3 separate regions of the Homo sapiens genome follow, and all the other regions are linked to region 1. A link is an interaction called in ENCODE POLR2A ChIA-PET data of the cell type or tissue named here. Cell type or tissue: PC-9. All regions are shown on one strand. Links, peaks and the distances in the headings refer to the core of each region. The heading gives the core; the rest is flanking DNA. Region 1 overlaps CACNA1I (calcium voltage-gated channel subunit alpha1 I). Region 2 overlaps MRTFA (myocardin related transcription factor A). Region 3 overlaps ENTHD1 (ENTH domain containing 1).

Region 1 (6,668 bases), core at 1,479-3,978:
CCCATGCCAGTCCCTCTGCTGGCCAAGGCTTCGCATCCTGGAGTCCAGCTCAGCAAATGTGCCCGGAGCGGCCCCACTCCCCAGACACAGTCCTTTGGCTCAACACTTGGTCCCCTGTCCCCTTGCTGCCAGGCTGTGAGCTCTGTGTGTGTGTGGGGGGAGGGTTGGGGGGGTAAAAAATGGGTCTTGTTTGTCTTTGGATTCCCCATGTGCCCAACGCCATGCCTGGCATGCAGCTGGCATTTACTATGTGTTTCATGAATGAATGAGTGAGTGAATGAATGAATGAATGAATGAACGATGGGGCACCAGAAAGGCCTGCAGTTGGCCTACTTGAGTCAGGGAATCCATTTGGATGGATTATGAGGGCACCCATTCTATTTCTCCCTTCCCTCTGCTGTACACGCCTCGCTTCCCTGCTTGGGGGTGTAGGGTGGTGGGGAGCTGAGCCTCACCCTGGCCTGCTCTCGGTGGGGTGAAGCAGCCTGCAGGCAAGCTCCACTGTCTTTCCTGAGAGGAGGCTGACCTAGTTTTGTGGAGAGGGAAGATGGGGTGGGCCTTAATTATTGATTGGAAATCACTGCACACAGAGTTTGTGACGCAAATTCCAAATAATTATCCTCATTAATAAGCACCTCAGGCTCACCCCTAGCATACACAACCATCTGGACAGGGCCACTGTTCTACTTGTCACCATCCTTCCATCTTCCTCTCTCCAATCTTCCACTCCCTCCCCATGACTTATCACATCATTCATTCATGAGTAGTCATTGAACAAATGTTAGGTGAGCCTGTCTTCTGGGCCAGGACCTGCTGGGTTCTGGGAATACTGAGGTGACTTAGACAAGGGCCCTGCCCCCAGAACCTTATAGCCTAGTGGAAGAGATAGGAAAGTAAACAGACAACTATACATTAGGGCTAGAATAAGACGAGATATTGATATGGATGGAACCTCCTAGGTTGTGCAGTATACAACCTGCACAACTGTACGTGGCAGCCTAGGCTAGGTCAGAGGTGCTGAGATTGCCCAGAGCAGAAGAGAGAAGGATGAACTCTACCTGGGATGATGTAAGAGTCTGGAAGCCTTCACAGAAAGAGCTTTCACAGGGCTGCGGTGGCTGAATAGGGATTTGCCAGGCAGAAGAGAGGAGCAAGGGTGTTCTAGGAAGAGGGAACAGCAGGGATAAAAGCATGGAGGTGTGAAATCTCACAGTATGTTTAGGGAACTTCAAATAATTTGGCACTGCAAGGCAGTAGACTGCAAATTGAGAGAGGTATGAAACTAGAGAGGTGGGCAGTATGGACTCTACAGGATCTTAGGGGGAGGGTGTGTACTCAAAGGTGCCCCACCAGCTCTTCACCTTCTTTGGGGCCATGGACTCCTGTGTGGGCCTTCTCTGTAGAGCCCGTTAGCAGGCGCTTGGCTCTTCTGAAGTTGGCTCTGGGGGCTCTGCCTGGTTCCATCATGCAGTGGGAGTGGTAGTTCTGGCTGGTACTGCTGTGTCCTGACATGGTCAAGGGGAACAGTGACTGTCTCAGAGACAAAGGGTATTCAGGACACATTCATTGGGCACGTACTACAACCACTCTGCAGGTGCTGGGCATACTAAGGTGAACCAGCCTCAGTCCCAAGGCCTCTGGGACAAGGGGGTTGTGAAAAGACAGCTAGACTTTGTGTCAAGACACCTGGTTTAAATCTAGACCCTGCTGCTTCTGAGCTGTGTGACCTACGGCAAGCAGTTTCAGTTCTTTGAGTCTCCAGTTGCCTTCTCTATAAAATAGAAATAAGAGTACCAACCTCACAGAGTTGTTGTGAAGACTGAAGATCACATTTGTGCAAGTACGCAGAAGAACACTTGGTACATAAAAGGTGCTGCATAAATGCTTGCTTGTTCATTCACAATCTAGTGTAAGTGGAGCAGGGCCCAGAGCCATTTCCATGGCTTTTTCGGTGGAGGGGCAGATAAAAAGGAGAGGGTGTATCTGGCAGCCACTGAACAGGATGGGAACAGCAAGGAGCCCCTGATAATGCATCCCCCTCCCCCTCCCTGTTTCTCTAACCTTGCTCTCACTCTTTCGTCTCTGGGACCTCTGCTCCCTGTCTGACCATCCCTCCACCTTTTCCCCTCCCAGGTATGCGGATCCTGGTGAACCTGCTCCTGGACACACTGCCCATGCTGGGGAATGTCCTGCTGCTCTGCTTCTTTGTCTTCTTCATCTTTGGCATCATAGGTGTGCAGCTCTGGGCGGGCCTGCTGCGTAACCGCTGCTTCCTGGAGGAGAACTTCACCATGTGAGTTCATCCCCTGCCACCCATGCAGCTCCGGGGACTCTTACTAAGACACAGTTTTAACCTTCTGGGTCATTGGGAATCAGGACCAATGGGGTAGAAGCAGCAAAAAAAGAGAGGTCAGGTAGGAGGGGAAAGGGAAGTTAAGACACAAGCAGAAGTGATGCCCAGGAGGAAAAAGAAGACAGAAAACCTGAAGAGCAGGCACAGAACTTGGCTCTCCGCCCACAGCACATTCATTCCCCTTGGTGGCTGAGTCATCCAGGAAGGGTGAGCTCCCATTTGGCCGCTTGTGTATGAAAGCAGGGGGCGAGACATTCCTCCGAGAGAGGATTATTGACACACAAATCAAGCTCTGGATCTTGGAGGAGCTGGGCTTAGTTGTCTGAAAAATTGGACACCTATAGAACCCGTGCTTCCGTAGTGGTGGGGGATAAGTGTGCACACACATGTACCTGCGTGTATGTGTTTGGATGTGAATATGCATTCATTTCAGATATGCATGGCGTGCACCGACTAAGTGCCAGGCCCCAGGGAGTCAGAAATAGGAGAGCATCTTCATCCATGTTCTCACTTCCCTTTGTTGAGCCTGTGCTCGGGGCTCAGGATGCGGCAGAAGGGGGGGGGTCCCTGCCCCCTGCCCTTGAGAAGCGCAGGGCTGGGAGCCGATCCCAAACACCTCTAGTGAGTGCCTCTCAGTCTGTTAATCATGGACCGAGGTGACTGTAGGAAGCGTGGGGACGTGGGGACACTGTACAGGTGAGGGCTAGTTTCTCCCTCCCGGCCTGGTTGGGGAGAGGGTAGCAGAGCTGGAGGGTGAAAGTTGGGTAGGAACTGGCCCATCCACCCATCGCTGTGGGGGAACAGTAGGGTACCTGGGTAGACCACAGCAGGGGCACCTTGGTGGGTAAAGGCCCCAAGTGGGGATTCAGGAAGGGGGTCTACACTTGTGCCCATCCCCAGAAGAGGCAGGTCCTGAGGCAGGGCCTGGGGCAGTGGGGCTGGGGAGAGGCAGCTGCTTCGAAGTCAGGGTAGTGTGAGCTCCGCCCCTCTGTCCCACAGGGCTCTTTCCCTGGATCCTTCTGTGGCCAGCCCCTTCTTATTATGTGGGCTCAGCCCACCTGACACCTCCTCCTAGAGGCCTTCCCTCGCCCTCCCTCACCACCCCAGCCCCAAGCTCGCCATCACACAGCCCTGCTGGGTTTTCTTCTTGACTCATCTCTCTGAAATCATCTCCTGTCGGTTCATCCGAGGTCTCTGGAGGCCCCTGAAATGTGAGTTCTCTACCACAGCAGGGGCACCTGGGGCTTAACTCCTCCCAGGCCTAGAGCAGGGCTTGGCACAGGTGCTCCCAACTAATTGTTGAAGGAATAAGTGAGTAAGTGGATGTGTGAGTGCATTTACCACCCAGAGGCAGGCTGGGAGCGAGAACCAGTTCTTCCTAGGCCTGGCGTGTTGGAGACTCTGCGTCCCGTTCCCTGATGTCTCCTCCTCTGTGGTCTTCCCCAGGCCCCATGAGATGGCCCCAGCCCTGTCTCGGCTGCAAAAGGAGAGTTGGAGGGAGGATGCTGAGGATGTGCTTGGGCTGTGTTAAAGAGGAACCTTATCTGGTCCACCCCCATCCCCGCCCCAGGAAGGGAATAATAAATACAAGGAAATGTCCCTGGAGAAAGAACGCCCTAAGGGAAGATGCTGGGTGATTGCCACGCCTCCCTCTGAGCTCCTGGCTTCATTCTCTTAGGGTGGGTGTTATTAACTCACATGCCCTATTGGGCTGGGGGATGGTCGGTGTTGCGTGAAAAAGGAGATGAGTAAAGTTCACGCACGTCTGGTGGAGAGCAAGGCCAGGGTCATCCCAGGCCTGTGACTCCTGTAGAAATAAGGGAGGCTTAGACCTTAACTCACAAGGCTTGTTTAGGGCAGGGAGCAGAGAAGTTGGTAACCAGGGTTCACAAAGAGGCAGCAAGATCTCTTCTGGGTGATCAGAAAGCTGGAATTTGAGAAGATCCTAGCTAGGATCTTGGGGAACCAGGCAGTTGGGCAGGGGAATTCCTCAAAGTCCTCTTTTCGGGCTCTCCCCAGCCGGGCTGTTGCCTGGAAGCCTCTAGCTCCTGGCACAGTGGGCCCTGTGAGATGGACAGAGCTCCGTCGTCAGGGCGGAGAAGGGCCCTTCCTGGGGCGTAACACGCACAGGTGGGAGATGGGGCCACTGAAAGCCTCAGCCCAACCTGTCACTATGCAGATGGGGACTGAGGCCTAGATGGGAAGGGACTCACCCAGGGCCAACAGCAAGGCTTCCAGCAAGCATCCAGCCTCTCCCTGGCTGTGTGGGTGTCAGGACACTGTCATTCCACAAACACTCACCGACCCCTTCCAGGGGCCAGGGCCTATGCTGGGCCCTGGGGATGCAGAGACCCTTTATCTTGGCCACTGCCCTCTGTACTGTCTCACTGGGGAACTGCATGTGTTGAAAATTAGGCCTCAGGATGCTCTGGGCTTGGCAGAGTGGGGCCTGGAAGCCCAGAGCGGGTACAAGACCAGCCAGGGTGGGGACCAATGGGGCTTCTCGCTTCACAGAGGACCAGTGGGACTTCTTGCTTCTCAGAGGATGTGAACTTGAGCTGAACCTAAAAGATTCAAGAAAAATGTCTCCAGGCAGATGGGGGGACAGGGAGTAGGTGGGGAGGGTACTCTTGATCGAGGCAACCCCACTGCTGCGGTGTGGCGTGTGGGTTAGAAATCGGAGCCCCAGCCTGGCGTTCAGGGTCAAATCCTGCCTCTGTCACTTGGCAGCACTCCTGTGTATTTACCCAAAAAAGGGATGGCTTATATATACCCAAAGATGTGTACAAGAATATTTATGAGTCATAAGAGCCAAAAAACCAGAAACAACCCCAAACCATTGGCAGAATGAATAAATAAGTGGCAGTGTACTCACTCAGCGGAATACTCACAGACATGAAAAAGAAGGAATTACATTTTGCTCTCTTAACGGTGTCTTTTGATGAATGAATCTCTTAGTTGTAATGAAGTCCAGTTTATCAATCATTTTTTTAGCATTGTTTTTTGTGTCCTGTTTAAGAAATCTTTTCTAAAGGTTGTGAAAATATCTTCCAGTGCTTTCTTTTAGGAACTTACTTTTTTAAAAAGAAAAATCCTTTACATGTAGGTCTGACGTCCAAATCTAGCTTTGTGTATGGTTTGTAGATGGAGTCAAGATTTTTTTTTTTTAGGTGAAATCTCACTCTATCGCCTAGGCTGGAGTGCAGTGGCATGATCTCAGCTCACTGCCACCTCCGCCTCCCAGGTTCAAGTGATTCTCCTGCCTCAGCCTCCTGAGTAGCTGGGATTACAGACGCATGCCACCACGCTATTAAATGGCTAATTTTTGTATTGTTAGTAGAGATGGGGTTTTGCCATGTTGGCCAAGCTGGTCTCGAACTCCTGACCTCAAGCGATCCACCCACCTCGGCCTCCCAAAGTGCTGGGATTACAGGCGTGAGCCACTGCGCCTGGCCCCAGTTGGGGTCAAGATTTATTGATTTATTTTTAGTGGATAGTCAACTGTCCCAGGACCAGTGGTGGAAAAGTCTGTCCTTTCTCCACTGAATTGCAGGGGTGCCTGTATGAGACTCAGGTGACCATATGTATTTGGGTTGGATGTGTACATTTTGATTATTGATGGATGTGCCAAATTGCCCTCTAAGAAGGTTGTACCAATGTATACTCCCACAACAGTGTATGTGAGTGTCTGTTTACACTTATTCTTTCCCATGCTGAATATTACCAACCATGAAATGTTTGCCATTTGGGTAGGTGTAAAATGATCTCATTATTTTTTGTTTGCATTTGGTTATTTTGTTCCATTGGTGAGTGTTTCTTCCTATATATTGGCCATTTTTTATTTCTTCTGTGAATTTTTCTGTTCTTATCTTTTGTCTTTTTTTTCCCCCTAGTGGGTTATTTTTCCTTTTCCTTATTAAGTTATGGGAGATTTTCATATGCTTTAGATCAGCAGTCCCCAACCTTTTTGGCACCAGGGACCAGTTTCGTGGAAGATAATTTTTCCATGGACCAGAGCAAGGGGATGGTTTTGGGATGAAACTGTTCCACCTCAGATCATCAGGCAATAGATTCTCATAAGGAGTGCACAACCTAGATCTCTTGAGTGTGAAGTTCACAATAGGGTTCGTGCTCCTATGAGAATCTAATGCTACCACTGATCTGACAGAAGGTGGAGCTCAGGCAGTAATGCTCCCTTGCTGGACACTCACCTCCTGCTGTGTGGCCCCGGGGTTTGGGGACCCCTGCTTTAGATAGTTACCTCTTATCTCCTTTGTATGTTGCGAATACTTAATCCCATTCAACAGCAAACTAT
Region 2 (6,668 bases), core at 1,755-4,254, 870 kb after region 1:
AAAGGATTAGCCATGTTGTTTACTTTTTTTGGCCACAAAATAAAACAGAGCTCTATGCAATGGATACTCAATAAACATTATCAGATACTCACAGCATCTAGTCCACTGTCTTTCAACAGATGCTCACAAATTACTGAATTCTTAGTAATTTATCATCATTGCCAACTTTCAGGCAAAGGGAAATGGAAAGACCTCAAACTCAAAATTAGCCCCTGCTAACGATAACATCTAGACTGTAGGGATCGACATTTATGTCAAAATGAAGTTAAAAAATTATCTATGAGTCTTATCCATCCTCTCTCATACTGTATCTAATCAAGAGACTACATGGCTTAATAGTCAGGTGTTTTGAGGTCAAGGGTTTAAACTCTAACTTCAGCATTTATCAGCTAGGTTCCAGTTTCTTGCAAAGTAAAATTTTACTTATCTTAAAGAATTGCTATTGGAGTTAAATGACATAACTACTTAAAGTGCCCGATACAAGAGAAGTAGTCAATACATGGTAGCTAATCTTACTGTTCAATAAGTAATGCCATGGTTTGAATATGTCCCCTCCAAAATTCAGGAGTTGTCAACGTGATAGTATTAGGAGGTGAGGCCTTTAAAAGATGATTAGGCTATGAGGGAACCTCCCTCATGAATGGGATTAAAGCCCTTATTAAAGAGGCTTCACACAGCTTTCGGGTGGCTTGCCCTTCTGCCTTATGCCATATGAGGACACAGCGTTCTTCTTCCCCTGCAGAGGATGCAGCCCTCACAAGACAACCAAACCTGCTGGTTCCTTGATCTTAGGACTTCTCAGCCTCTAGAACTATGAGAGATAAATTTCTGTTCTTAATAAATTACCCAGTGTCAGGTATTCTGTTGCAGCAGCACAAAATGAACTAAGACAATTATAAAGAAAAAGTAGATATAACATAGATTATATTATTAAAGTGCATTGGCCAGGCGCGGTGGCTCACACCTGTAATCCAGGCACTTTGGGAGGCCAAGGCAGGTGGATCAACAGGTCAGAAGATCGAGACCATCCTGGCTAACACGGTGAAACCCTGTCTCTACTAAAAATACAAAAAAATCAGCCGGGCATGGTAGCGGGCGCCTATAGTCCCAGCTACTTGGGAGGCTGAGGCAGGAGAATGGTGTGAACCCGGGAGGCGGAGCTTGCAGTGAGCCGAGATTGTGCCACTGCACTCCAGCCACTCCAGCCTGGGCGACAGAGCGAGACTCTTATCTCAAAAAAAAATAAATAAAGTGCATTATGACACCAATTCTTTGATAAAATATAGTATATAAAATATAATCCCTTCTTGAATGTGATCTGCTTCCCACTGTAGTGAACTTCCCCACAAAAATGATCTCTGCAGTAAGGTAATTTGCCAAGTAGTCTAGAAAATAAGATTGTGCACAGATGCACACTTATACTTCCCAGCATAACTCAGTTTTATGCAATATTTACATATTAATGGGAACTGAACACCCAGCTCTTTACTATTAAGAAACTGTGGTATTTATCCCCAATATCTTACAATCTACGTCTCACTGGCATTTGAAGGAGATGTGGCTTCTTCAGTGCCCAACGAGGTTGGATGTTCAGGGACTTATTCCAACCTACTTGTTAAGAATCTTAGGCAAATAATAATTCTCTAAATGGGGGGGTGATGAATCATGACTTTATTCAACTAGCTCATTCTGACTGCTGCATTTATCAACTACTGTTTTTCTATATACCATGTCTCTAAAACTAATGACCCCCATTTATCACCATTTTCACTGTTTAAGGAGAGTTTAAAAATATAGTAGCATAATACTATTAGCAAACAGCTAACCGAGTGTACTAGCTACCAGCAAGCACATGTGACACACAAAAAGTGCTCTATAAAATATGTCAATGAAATATTGCTGAATACACCATTATTTTAATTCTTCAATGACCACATATAAGAAATGCTGATTCTGCTTATTATGGTTGGTGAATTCTGACTAGGATACATTACGGTCTCCAATGGCACCTTGTTAAAAGCTGCTATGCCCCAAGAGAAGCATACTACAATCTTAGAAACTTCTCCTTTGGCCAGGCATGGTGGTTCAAACGTGTAAAACCAGCAATTTGGGAGACCAGGCAAGTGGATCACTTCAGTGCAGGAATTTGAGACCAACCTGGGCAACAAGGCAAAACCCCATCTCTACAAAAAATACAAAAAATTAGCCAGGCGTGGTGGCATGCATCTGCAGTCCCAGCTACTTCAGAGGCTGAGGCAGGATAATTACTTGAGCCTGAGAGTTCGAGGCTGCAGTGAGCAGTGATTGCACCACTGCACTCCAGCCTGGGTGACAGAGTGAGACCCTATGTCAAAAAGAAAAAAAAAAGAAACAAACAAACTTCCCAGCTGGGCGCCAGGGCTCACTTAAGCCCAGGAGTTCGAGACCAGCCTGGGTAACATGGCAAAATCCTGTCTCTAAAAAGAATACAAAAAATTAGAAGGGTGCCTGCAGTCCTAGCTATTAGAGAGGCTGAGGTGGGGGGATCACTTGAGCCTGTCAAGGCTGCAGTGAGCTATGACGGTGCCACTGCACTCCCACCTGTGTGACAGAGCAAGGCCCTCTCTGAAAGAAAAAAAAAAATTGTCCTAGATTAAGAACCACTGGGTTATTTCAAGGACTAAAGAAGTTGATTTAGGCCAGATGCAGTTGCTCACGCTTGTAATCCCAGCACCTTAGGCCAAGGTGGGTGGATCACGAGGTCAGGAATTAGAGACCAGCCTGACCAACATGGCGAAACCCCGTCTCTACTAAAAATACAAAAATTATCCAGGCATGGTGACACACACCTGTAGTCCCAGCTACCAGGAAGGCTGAGGAATGAGAATTGCTTGAACCCGGGAGGCAGAGGTTGCAGTGAGCCGAGATCAAGCCACTGCACTCCAGCCTGGGAAACAGAGCAAGAGAGAGCAAGACTCCACCTCAAAAAAAAAAAAAAAAAAAAAAAAAAAGGAGTTGATTTATATATAAAGTACGTAGAACAGTACCTGGGCACAGGTGCTGTTACTAAGATTAGCACAGTGGCTTCTAGGGAAACATAAGTTTCTCCTAGCAGCAATTGAAGACAATTAGATTCGTCCCCAATTTGATTAAGTAAACAACAAAAATTCAAATAAATCACAGATGCTGATAGGATGTGAAAAAATGTGTTTGTCTATTCCCAATAAGATTTATTTACGTGCTGGGCACAGTGGCTCATGCCTGTAATTCCAGCACTTTGGGAGGCCGAGGCGGGCAGATCATTTGAGGTCAGGAGTTCAAGACCAGCCTGACCGACATGGTGAAACCCCACGTCTATTAAAAGTACAAAAAAACTAGCTGGGCGTGGTGGTGCATGCCTGTAATTTCAGCTACTCAGGAGGCTGAGGCAGGAGAATTGTTTGAACTCGGGAAGCAGAGGTTGCAGTGAGCTGAGATCATGCCAGTGCACTCCGGCCTGGGCAACAGAGACAGACTCCGTCTCTCAAAAAAAAAAAAAAAAAAAAAAAAAAAGGATTCATTTAGACTCATTACCACTTTCTATGGATATAATGTATTCTGTTCATACTGAAATCTTTGGCCTCACAGTTGAGGTTGTCTCTCAATTGGAAGTTTCTTTAAGGTGGAAGAATGTTAGTAATATGTTCTTTCCATTGTAACTGTGGTTTGAGGGTACTTTTTTTTTTGCAAAGTAAGAGTCTGGCTTCTGGCTGGGCATGGTGGCTCACACCTGTAATCCCAACAATTTTGGAGGCCAAAACAGGAGAATCACTTGAGCTCAGGACCAGCCTGGGCAACATAGCGAGACTCTGCCTCTACCAAAAAAAAAAAAAAAAGAACTTGGTTTCTAAGATTATCATATGCTTTGTGTTCACGGTAGCTTTTAACAAGGTGCTGGTATCAACAGCTCAACCCTCAAACATCCATGCTAACAGCAGAAAATACATTGCACAGAAAGAAAAGATGGTAGACAGTATCTTTTAGAGTGGGCAGGAATGCTTGTATTTGTATTTAGTACTGAGTAATTATTTCCAATTTTCGAGGAAGTCACAAAGCTGCCACAAATTGTTTAACTATACAATTCTTCCTTTGCCAGGGTCCAGTGCCTGCTCAGCTTATCATTTCATACTGGCAAACAACTATACAACTTTTCCTCATCTGTGATACAAAGATTAAAATAAGCAGAGGTGGTCACATTCTAAATATTTCCTGGTTCACACCTTCCCCTATTAGGGAAATCACTTTTGGGCACAAAAGATCATCCATTCTAACTCTTACTGGGCAAATATCTTGTTTGTGTCAACTAAGTATTTTGTACACAGAATATAATGCCAATATCATTAAGTATTTGAAAGAAAGATTTGTCAAAAATATCCCTGTTATGACCTACTCTTAGGATAATCCAGGATTGATAAAAAGCCAAATTCTCCCCATAGCCGAAAGAGGTTTGCCTCAGCCTAAGGCTATTTTCCCTAAGTGAGAGTTTCTAAACTTTCTGGTGAGCTTCTCTTTCTCATCCAGCTGGTCAAAGTTTTCTGATAACAACATACCACACAACTGAAAAGCTAAGTTTCTCGGCCTGAATTTTTGTTTATACCTGATAGAAGCTACTGCTTTCTCCTAGTGGAAATTCAAAATACCTAAGTTTATCTCCAGAAAACTCTTCAAATACTTTCAGTAATCTAATGGCAACAGCTTTGCTACTAAAAATTTCCCAACATCTTCCTGTTTGGGCAGGTCTTGCTGAAATCCCCCTCCTCATAAGGAGGAATTTGAGAAAAAATACTGCCAACTTCAAGTTCCCTTAGGCAAATTTCCAGCCCCAGTGCAAGGCCATGAGGTTAAACATTTCTCAATGACGCAGGCTCCCTCAGAGGGAGGAACAAGAAAAAAAAAAAAAATCAAAACGTATTCTTCCCACTGCAGTAAATCAAGAAACAGCAGCCAAGTACTTTAAAAAAAAAAAAAAAGTGAAGTTAATACTGTTTGCTCTGCCAAGGCCCCCAGTGGGAGTACAGAACCCAAATGAGAGCTGTGGGATGAGAGAAAAAGAATTGCAGAACCAGCAATCCAGTCAAATTGACAGATATGTCTCCAGATTCTCTAGATAGTCTCTGGAGTACCAATACAGTGTAAGGTCCCAGCCACTGTATAATTTACAATAACTAGGACAACTAAAGTAAAGTGATTGAATTAGTGGCTGGGGGTAAGGAATGGTGTCACACATTAAGCAAATCATGATTCAGGATTAAAATGTACATTAGGTGAGAGGCCGGGAAAACTAAAGGAAAGTACATTTAAGCAACTTCTCGGTGAAGGAATATATAAGGCTGATCACAAAGAAGGCAAGCTCATGTGAGGGGCTGGTAGGGTTCTTGAACCTCTGGCCACCTGCAGATAAATAATTGATTGAAATAAAACCCGAAATGTTCTCCAGAAACAGATTAATACAAAACAGAATTTTAGAGTTCAAAAGGTCCTAAATGCTTACAAGAAAATGCCAGTGATGAAAATATCATGTGTACAGTGCTTTACTTCTCAAAGTGCTTTCACTGAATCATTAAATAAAAATTATTATGTACCTGCTATGTGTTAGGAACTGGCAATACAGAAATTGGATACCACCCCTGCTTTAAAGGGGCCATACTTCTAACAATGAGACCTGCTAGGAATGAAAATGCAGCAAACAATCAGTCTTTGGTGGTATGCAGTAAACATAAGGAGAGCACAGCAGAAGGGGCACCGAAGTTTCTGGGGGAATCAAAGACAGCACACATCTCAGAAGAGACAGCCCTTGAAGTGAGGCCAGAAGGCTGGCAAGCAGAAAGACTAACGGTTATATGCAAAGGAATATATGTGCTTTTTTTAAAAAAAGCACGAAGTGTTCTGGGAACCAAAAGCTGGTCAGTACTGCTGGGGACTGTGAGTTTGGAAGTGATATGAGATAACCACATAGTCAGAGACCAGACAAATAAAATAGCTTAAGTTTTACCCCACAAGAAATGGAAGAATTCTGAGCAGGAGAAAGAAAATGATTAGAATTGGTAGTTAGCGAAAGTATCTTGGCAGCTGAATGGACAGATTGGAGGAGAGTTGAACTATAGCCAGGGAGCCCAATAACAAGTCCCCTGAAACCACAGAGAAAAATGCTGACAATATGATATAGGGCAGAGAGACAAAATATAAGAAGTCAAGGTAGAGGTAAAATCTAGAGAACTCACAAGTCAAATAGATATGACAAGTACAACAAGAAAGGAGGAATTGAGACTGACTCCTAATTTTCTGGCTAGGGCAACTGGCACTATAAATTAGGGAATGCAGGTTGGGAGTAGTCACTGAGAATGGCGATATCAGTTTTAAGTGCACACTAGTCATTTAGATGTCCAGGTGGGAAGAATTAGTGGATTAACTGAATCTAGAACTCAGTAAACAGGTCAGGGATATAGATACATATACACGTATCACATGTGAATACCTTTCCTATTTGGAGGAAATTCTAAGACGGGGAAAGGCAGTCACCTTTTCCCACTACAGGAACTGACAGTAACAGAAATTCCCTCTCTCTGTTCCCTGGCATCTAGTTCACAAATATATAACCCAAGTCAATCAGATCCTCCTATGTAGATCTTTGAATATTGAAAGAATAACAC
Region 3 (6,668 bases), core at 94-2,593, 110 kb after region 1:
AGACTATCTTTGGATTAAAAAGGTGGAAAGATGGTAGTGGGCATGTTAATGACGATAGCCATGAGAAGTAAAAGTTTTGAGAACCTGCATGTCTGAAAATGTCTGTACTCTGCTTTTAGGCTTAATGATCGTTTGGTTAAAGAATTCTAGGTCAGAAATCCTTCTTTCAGAATTTTGAAGGCCACATTTCACTGTCTTCTTGTTTCTAGTATTGCTGTGCAGGGGTTGGAGCCATTCGAATTCTTATTCATTGCATGTAACCTGTTTTATCTCTGAAGCATTACAGAATTTCCTCTTTGTTTCAGAGGGTTTGGAAACTTCTCAGTGATGTACCCTGAAGTGAGACTATTTTCACTCACTGAGGTCAACTCAATCATGTGACCTATTTCCTTCAGCCCCAGAAAATTATTCTAAATGATTTAATCACTTATTTTCTCCTCTGTGTTTTCTCTGTTGTCTCTTTCAAAACCTCCTCTTGTCAGATGTTAGATCTCTTGGACTAGTCTTCTAATTTTCTTACTTTTCTTTCCCATTTTCCCCGCCTCCATCTTTCTGCTTTACTTCAATGTAGATTTTATCAACTTTAGCTTCCAATCCTCTCATTGATTGCTTATATTTCTGCTATTATATTTTTAAATTTCCAAGAGCTCTTTTTTTTGGTTTTCAGAAATTCTTTTTGTAATGTCTTGTTCTTGTTTCACATACTGTATTCTCTTATTTCTTTGAGGATAATAAGCTTCTTTGAAAAACTTTTCCTTTCCCTTCATAGTGTATGTTTCCTCAAAATTATTTTTCTTTGTTTTTGTTTCAATGTTTTATATTAGAAGTTTTCTTTTTTCAGATGTTGGTACCCCTTGCTGCCCGCTTATGTTTAAGTGTGGAGGATTAAAAGTTGAAAGGAACGTTGAGTGTGTGTATGGCACTTGTCAACTTTGAGCTTCAGTGAATAGTCATTTGTTGGGGAACCACTAATATCAGTATCTTTAGTTCTTTCCTCTAGGCCAGTTAGGTTCTAGGAGAAAAGTTATCCTATCTCCTACCTAGAGGGTAAAGGTCTAGCTACCAGGGTGCTGGGAGGCCAGCAGGGGGAGGGGGCTGCAGCATTCAGCATGTGGTTTACATATCATCACATAATCCTGTGGTTTTGGTGACAGTGCCCACACTTGTAACTCTACCTAGCATCCCTCATTTCAGAGACCTTTCATCTGCCCTCTCCAGAAAACAAATCTTCAGACTCTGCCATGGGTTGCAGAGGTAGGTGGGTATTCATGGTTAATTGTTCACCTGTCTAAGGACTTAACCACTTTTCAAATGCCTGTTTTGTTTTGTTTTTTCTTTTTTTTAGAAACAGGACCTTGCTCTGTCACCCAGACTGGAGTGCAGTGGTGCAGTCATGACTCACTGCAGCCTCAACCTGGGCTCAAGCGATCCTCCCGCCTCAGCCTTCCTAGTAGCTGAGACTACAGGTGTGGGCCACCAATGCCTGGCTCTTTTCTTGAATTTTTTGTAGAGAAGGGCTCTTGCTACATTGGCAAGGCTGGTCTCAAACTCCTGGCCTCAAGTGATCCTCACTCCTCAGCCTCCCGAAGCTGGGATTACCTCTGTGAGCCACTGTGCCCCCTCAAATAGTTGTTTTTAAATTCTCTTTGTTTAGCACCAGATGGAGTAGGTTTTATAACCCCGTTTCAAATATGAGGCAAGGGAATCTGAAAGAGGCTAAAAATCTTTCCCAAGACCACAAGGCTAGAAAAGGGGAAAGATGGGATTCAAATTCAAGTTTCTCTGATGTCATAGAATATGATCTTAATCACAATTCTATACTTCTACACAATTCTATTACATTAGAATTATTTTTACTGTATTATAGAATTATGTTAAATTTTGAGTATAAAATTTAGAAGGCAGGTAACCAGGACAGTGAGGGGACTTGACATCTTATCTATAATAAATGGTTGATGGATATGCTAATCTTTACCCGAAAAGAGATGGTAGAAGGATGAGAGGCTATATCTAATTATTTGAAGACAATCAGAAAACCTTAATAATAATACCTTCCATTACTCTTAGTTTGCAGGAGCTAGAACTGGGATCAACAGGTAGAACTTACAGAAAACAGATTTTAGCCCACTTCATTAAAAAAAAAACTTTCTCATTGTCATGGTTCTTCACACACGAAAATAATAATGGTGAGTGATGCTCAGAGCTCATGCACAGCCTGAATAACCATTTGGTAGGGATATTTGAGGCAAGATCGGTGCATCACTTTACAGAACTTATCTATTCTTGATGAGATTCTAGGACCCGGCTGGGCATGGTGGCTCACACCTGTAATCCCAGCCCTTTGGGAGGTCGAGGTGGGAGGATAGCTTGGGCCCAGGAATTTGAGAACAGCCTGAGCAACATGGCGAAACCCCTTCTCTACAAGAAGTACAAAAATTAGTTGGGCATGGTGGTGTGTACCTGTGGTCCCACCTACTTGGGAGACTAAAGTGGGAGGACCACCTGAGCCTGGGAGTTTGAGGCTGCAGTGAGCCGTGGTCATGCCAGGGCGCTCCAACCTGGGCAAAAGGGTGAGACCCTGTCTCCAAAAAAAAAAAAAAAAAGATTCTAGGACTCAAAACATATCTGTTAAAGTACTAAGAAAAGACTCTAGAAATAGAATTTGGGTTCCTTCTAGTCAGAAAGAATAACTTAATAAGAAACATTTTAAGTAGGCCAAGACGGAAATAATATTTGAGTCAAATATTAATATCATTTTCTTTTCTTTTTTTTTTTTGAGACGGAGTCTCGCTCTGTTGCCCAGGCTGGAGTGCAGTGGCGCGATCTTGGCTCACTGCAAGCTCTGCCTCCAGGTTCACACCATTCTTCTGCCTCCACCTGACGAGTAGCTGGAATTGCAGGTGCCCGTCACCACGCCCGGCTATTTTTTTTTTGTGTTTTTAGTAGAGACGGGGTTTCACTGTGTTAACCAGGATGGTCTCAATCTCCTGACCTCGTGATCTGCCTGCCTAGGCCTCCCAAAGTGCTGGGATTACAGGTGTGAGCCACTGAGCCTGGCCCCCATGTTATCATATATATTTAAAGATACGCAGTTAGGTTAGTCACATATATATGCTGTGACTAAAAAACCTGGTATTTAAATTGATGCCAGTGGTTCTCAAAATGTGACTGCAGTAGCATCACCTGGGAATTTGTCAGTAATGAATTTCTTGGGTCCCAGATCTACTAAATCAGAAACTTGGGGGTTGGGCCCAGAAAACTAAGTTGTAACAAGCTGCCAGGTGTTTCTGAGGTATGCTAAAGTCTGGGACCCACTGCTTTCTACTATTTAGCCACCTTTCTTTTGCCTTATGACTACAACTGCTGACGAAATCGCTTATCATTGTTTACAGTTTTGCAGCTTTGAGTCATAGGCTACATGATGCTTTTGCTTATAAAAAGCCACTTCATCTATAATTGCCGCATACCAATTTACTTTTGTTTCCAAACACTCCACAGCTGTACACATACTTCAAGCTGCTCTCCAGGGTGCATCCTCACTGCCCATTTAGTTCTCCTGCCCAGGCTCACTACAGAAGTTATTTGGGTCTCTTGTTAACATTCACACAGTCTACTCAGCAGAACCGAAATAAGCTACAATAAATCGCTGTATTTTAAAATCTCATTGTGTGATATTTGCACACCAATTAATGTTGGGCTTGCTTGAAGATAGCCCTGATGAAATTATTCCAAATGCTGATGTGTTAACTTTAACTTATTATACTCATAAATAATATTGGACCAGTTAATCGTGATATTAAAACTTTCCATTTTAAAAGCATTTAGAACTGTGCTGCAAAAATAAACTGAGAAATTTCTAGAAATAATTAAAAACTCTTATGAGCTAGAGATATAAATCTTTCTGTAGGCAGAAGGTCTTTGGTCAACTAAACACTTTAAATAGTTCACTGTAAAACAGAGAAGTTTTTGTCATTCTCCAATTCACCTCTTTCAGTTTTCCTAGCTGATATACAATGTCTGTCAAGTTAACTATATACAAATTAAAATATTCTGATTTTGTCCCATGGTTTAAAATGTAACACTGAGGGGTCCTGTCCTCGGGACCGGTGATAGGTTAGCTGGGAACAGGAGGAGGCAACCATGCCGCCTAGGGAGTTACCCTGGCTGAGCGAAGGGTTCCAGGGCTGGGCACTGGGTTGATCTCACACCCCTCAGTGAGGTCATCGTTACTGCCTGTGGCCTGCAAGCTAAGGTGTGCGAGCAGACACCAGGTTGATGTCTGCGTACTCCTGGACCAGGATCAGTGCCTCTTCAATGGAGGATTCCGAGACAGGATTCATAATGTCCTCCATTTGCCATTCTGGTAGTTGCCGGAAGGCCAGCTTTTAGAGAAAGGTACCAGGAAACTGACAATGCTTCCTTGAATTGGCTTCTGTATTTGCTTCATCAGTGTCTCTCATAGTGAATATTCTGGTGTTCCTATAGATCAGGTTTTGCTGATTTGGGAAAATAAAGACTATGGATCAACTAGGAATACTGTTCATATTAATGAGAAAATGCTTCTGTTAGAACCTTGTTGAAGGCACAATTTTGAGTTGATCCAGTTCTTGAACTCTGTAGACTCTGATAATTCTGAATCTGTTGTTTTGTCTTTTGCTGATATTTTGTGTGTGGCAAATGTCGAGGAAGCCAGTTTTCTCAGATTTCAAAATAGTATATGGAAAAATGAAGAGAAAATGCAATGTGTCCATCCTTTGCAACTAGTTTGGGATCCAGTGTCATCTGCTCTAAAACACAACAAACCAGTGAAAAATGATCTGCTTGTAAATGAAGCTGCAATTAAAAAAAAAATAGGTGCCCTTGAAGATGAGCTAACTTTTCTTCACTCTCAGATTCCTGCAATTTTGGAAATGCAGGAACTGAAAAACAGTACAAATTCTAGTTCCTTTGGCTTGAATGATGGGCCCATTAGTTTGGGACAAATGCCATCATCACGGGCTGTTCAGCTGAGTGGGGAGTCACACATATATATTTGTTCTTTACTACATTTATACTCTGTTCCTTTGTAGAGTGTATAATAAGCCTTAACATAATAAAAATCAGTTTCCAAGTTCAATGCTTTCTTCTCCTCCTCCACTACCACTTCCTCCTCAGTTTTCTTCTCTCTAGCTTCCATGTTTTCTTCCCATACAACTAGGATCTAATAATATTTGTGACTCAGATAATCCAGCTACTGAAATGAACAAACAGCACCCAGGTGCTAGTATAGTCATCATCCAAAAAGCCACAGAAATAAAGATGTTCTAAACATGTTGGATGTTCTAGAGGACATAAATAAAGTGAAGCTCTGTGCAATTGAACAGTCACCTGGTGGCAGATCCATTCATAAGAGGAAAATAAAAAATTCATATTGGGATCCGATGTCTTTAACGTCTCATGCACTTAAGCAGAAATTTGCATTTCAAAAAGATGATTCATTTGAGAAAGAAAATAGATCTTAGGAGCCTTCTCCATTTTCTTGTCCAGAAACTTCAACATTTGGACATCACATTTCTCAGTCAGAAGGACAGTGAACTAAGGAAGAACTGATAAGCACAAAGGCTGTTGACCAAGGTATCAGCAACAAAAGCTGTGTCTACACTTAGAAGGAGAGACCACAGAAATATGTCAGCCTGTCTTCCACTACACTTCAAAGGATCTTCTCTTCTGTTAAACGAAGTTAAACAAAGTCTGCATACTGCAATGTATTAGTGGAGAGGTCTGAAAAGCCTTGATTCTTAAGAAGACTTGTCTCTGGTTTTGGAAGATCCAGCAATCAACTGGCTACTGATGATAATTAGATGTACAGATGTTTTTTTCTTGCATGTTAATATAATTAAAAGCTGAACACATACTTTGAATAATTTTTCTAAGCAATTATGACTTCCTGAGAAGTCATAGGCTTAAAAGCCTTTGAATCTTTTAAAAATTGGTATTGATCTGGTTTACTTGGCTTCCAGCAATTTGGAGATTTTCAAAGAGGATAAAATTAAATTTTTTTCATTAAGACAGTCATAGTTTGAATCACATAGGTTGAGTCTTCTAAAACTTCTTGCTGAGACAATAAATTATTTGTAGAAACTGATTTTGACTGTTAAATGTTAAAAGTAGAAGTATTTAAAGAATCTTGACAAGTTTTGTCCATACTTGCTATGTAAATGTGTATGTCTGTCATTTTTGTTTCCTTTGTCCTTTACTACATTTATACTCTGTTCTTTTGTAGAGTGTATAATACATGAGCCTTAAAAAAGAAAAATTTAACATTTTACACAAATGTTTGTGGCAGAATTATTTGTAATAGCCAAAAGCATATCTATTTCTCTATCTCTATAGAAGAGAGAAAGCTTTATTTCTCTCTCTCTCTCTCTCTATAGAAGATAGACAGATCTCTATAGAAGAGAGAGAGAAATAGATATACTTTTTGGTATACTATATACTATATACTTTTTGGTATACTATATACTATATTCTATTTTTCTATCTATCTGTATCTATATATATCTTGTTACAATGGAATTAGCCATAAAAAGCAATGAAGTACTGATATATGTTACAACATGGATGAATCTTGAAAATACTAGGCTAAGTGAAATAAGTCAGACACAAAAGGCCACATATTGCATGATTCC

The links. Peaks named below come from ENCODE experiments on the same cell type or tissue, not always from the same donor. Only the 100,000 strongest peaks of a DNase experiment are listed, where the experiment ranks them.
Region 2: POLR2A ChIA-PET joins it to region 1 with 7 read pairs; 1 of 35 experiments calls an interaction of 5 or more read pairs at or near these places.
Region 3: POLR2A ChIA-PET joins it to region 1 with 5 read pairs; 2 of 35 experiments call an interaction of 5 or more read pairs at or near these places.

Annotation. Positions count from the first base shown.
Region 1 is chr22:39,632,432-39,639,099 of GRCh38, forward strand. CACNA1I (calcium voltage-gated channel subunit alpha1 I) reads left to right here. Exons shown (of 37, transcript NM_021096.4): 5 at 2,134-2,293. Among named protein-coding and RNA genes, the nearest start is that of CACNA1I, 65 kb to the left of the region's middle. RefSeq lists an enhancer at 2,435-3,154. In PC-9, for the core only: no CTCF peak of the experiment used is centred there; a DNase peak (open chromatin) is centred at 2,450; H3K4me3 peaks cover 1,255 bases; H3K27ac peaks cover 2,191 bases.
Region 2 is chr22:40,505,010-40,511,677 of GRCh38, forward strand. The region is part of intron 3 of MRTFA (myocardin related transcription factor A); the gene reads right to left. Among named protein-coding and RNA genes, the nearest start is that of MRTFA-AS1, 13 kb to the right of the region's middle. RefSeq lists an enhancer at 5,576-6,120. In PC-9, for the core only: no CTCF peak of the experiment used is centred there; a DNase peak (open chromatin) is centred at 3,122; H3K4me3 peaks cover 392 bases; H3K27ac peaks cover 2,500 bases.
Region 3 is chr22:39,745,664-39,752,331 of GRCh38, forward strand. The region is part of intron 6 of ENTHD1 (ENTH domain containing 1); the gene reads right to left. It also overlaps the pseudogene MTFR2P2. Among named protein-coding and RNA genes, the nearest start is that of ENTHD1, 140 kb to the right of the region's middle. In PC-9, for the core only: no CTCF peak of the experiment used is centred there; no DNase peak of the experiment used is centred there; H3K27me3 peaks cover 365 bases.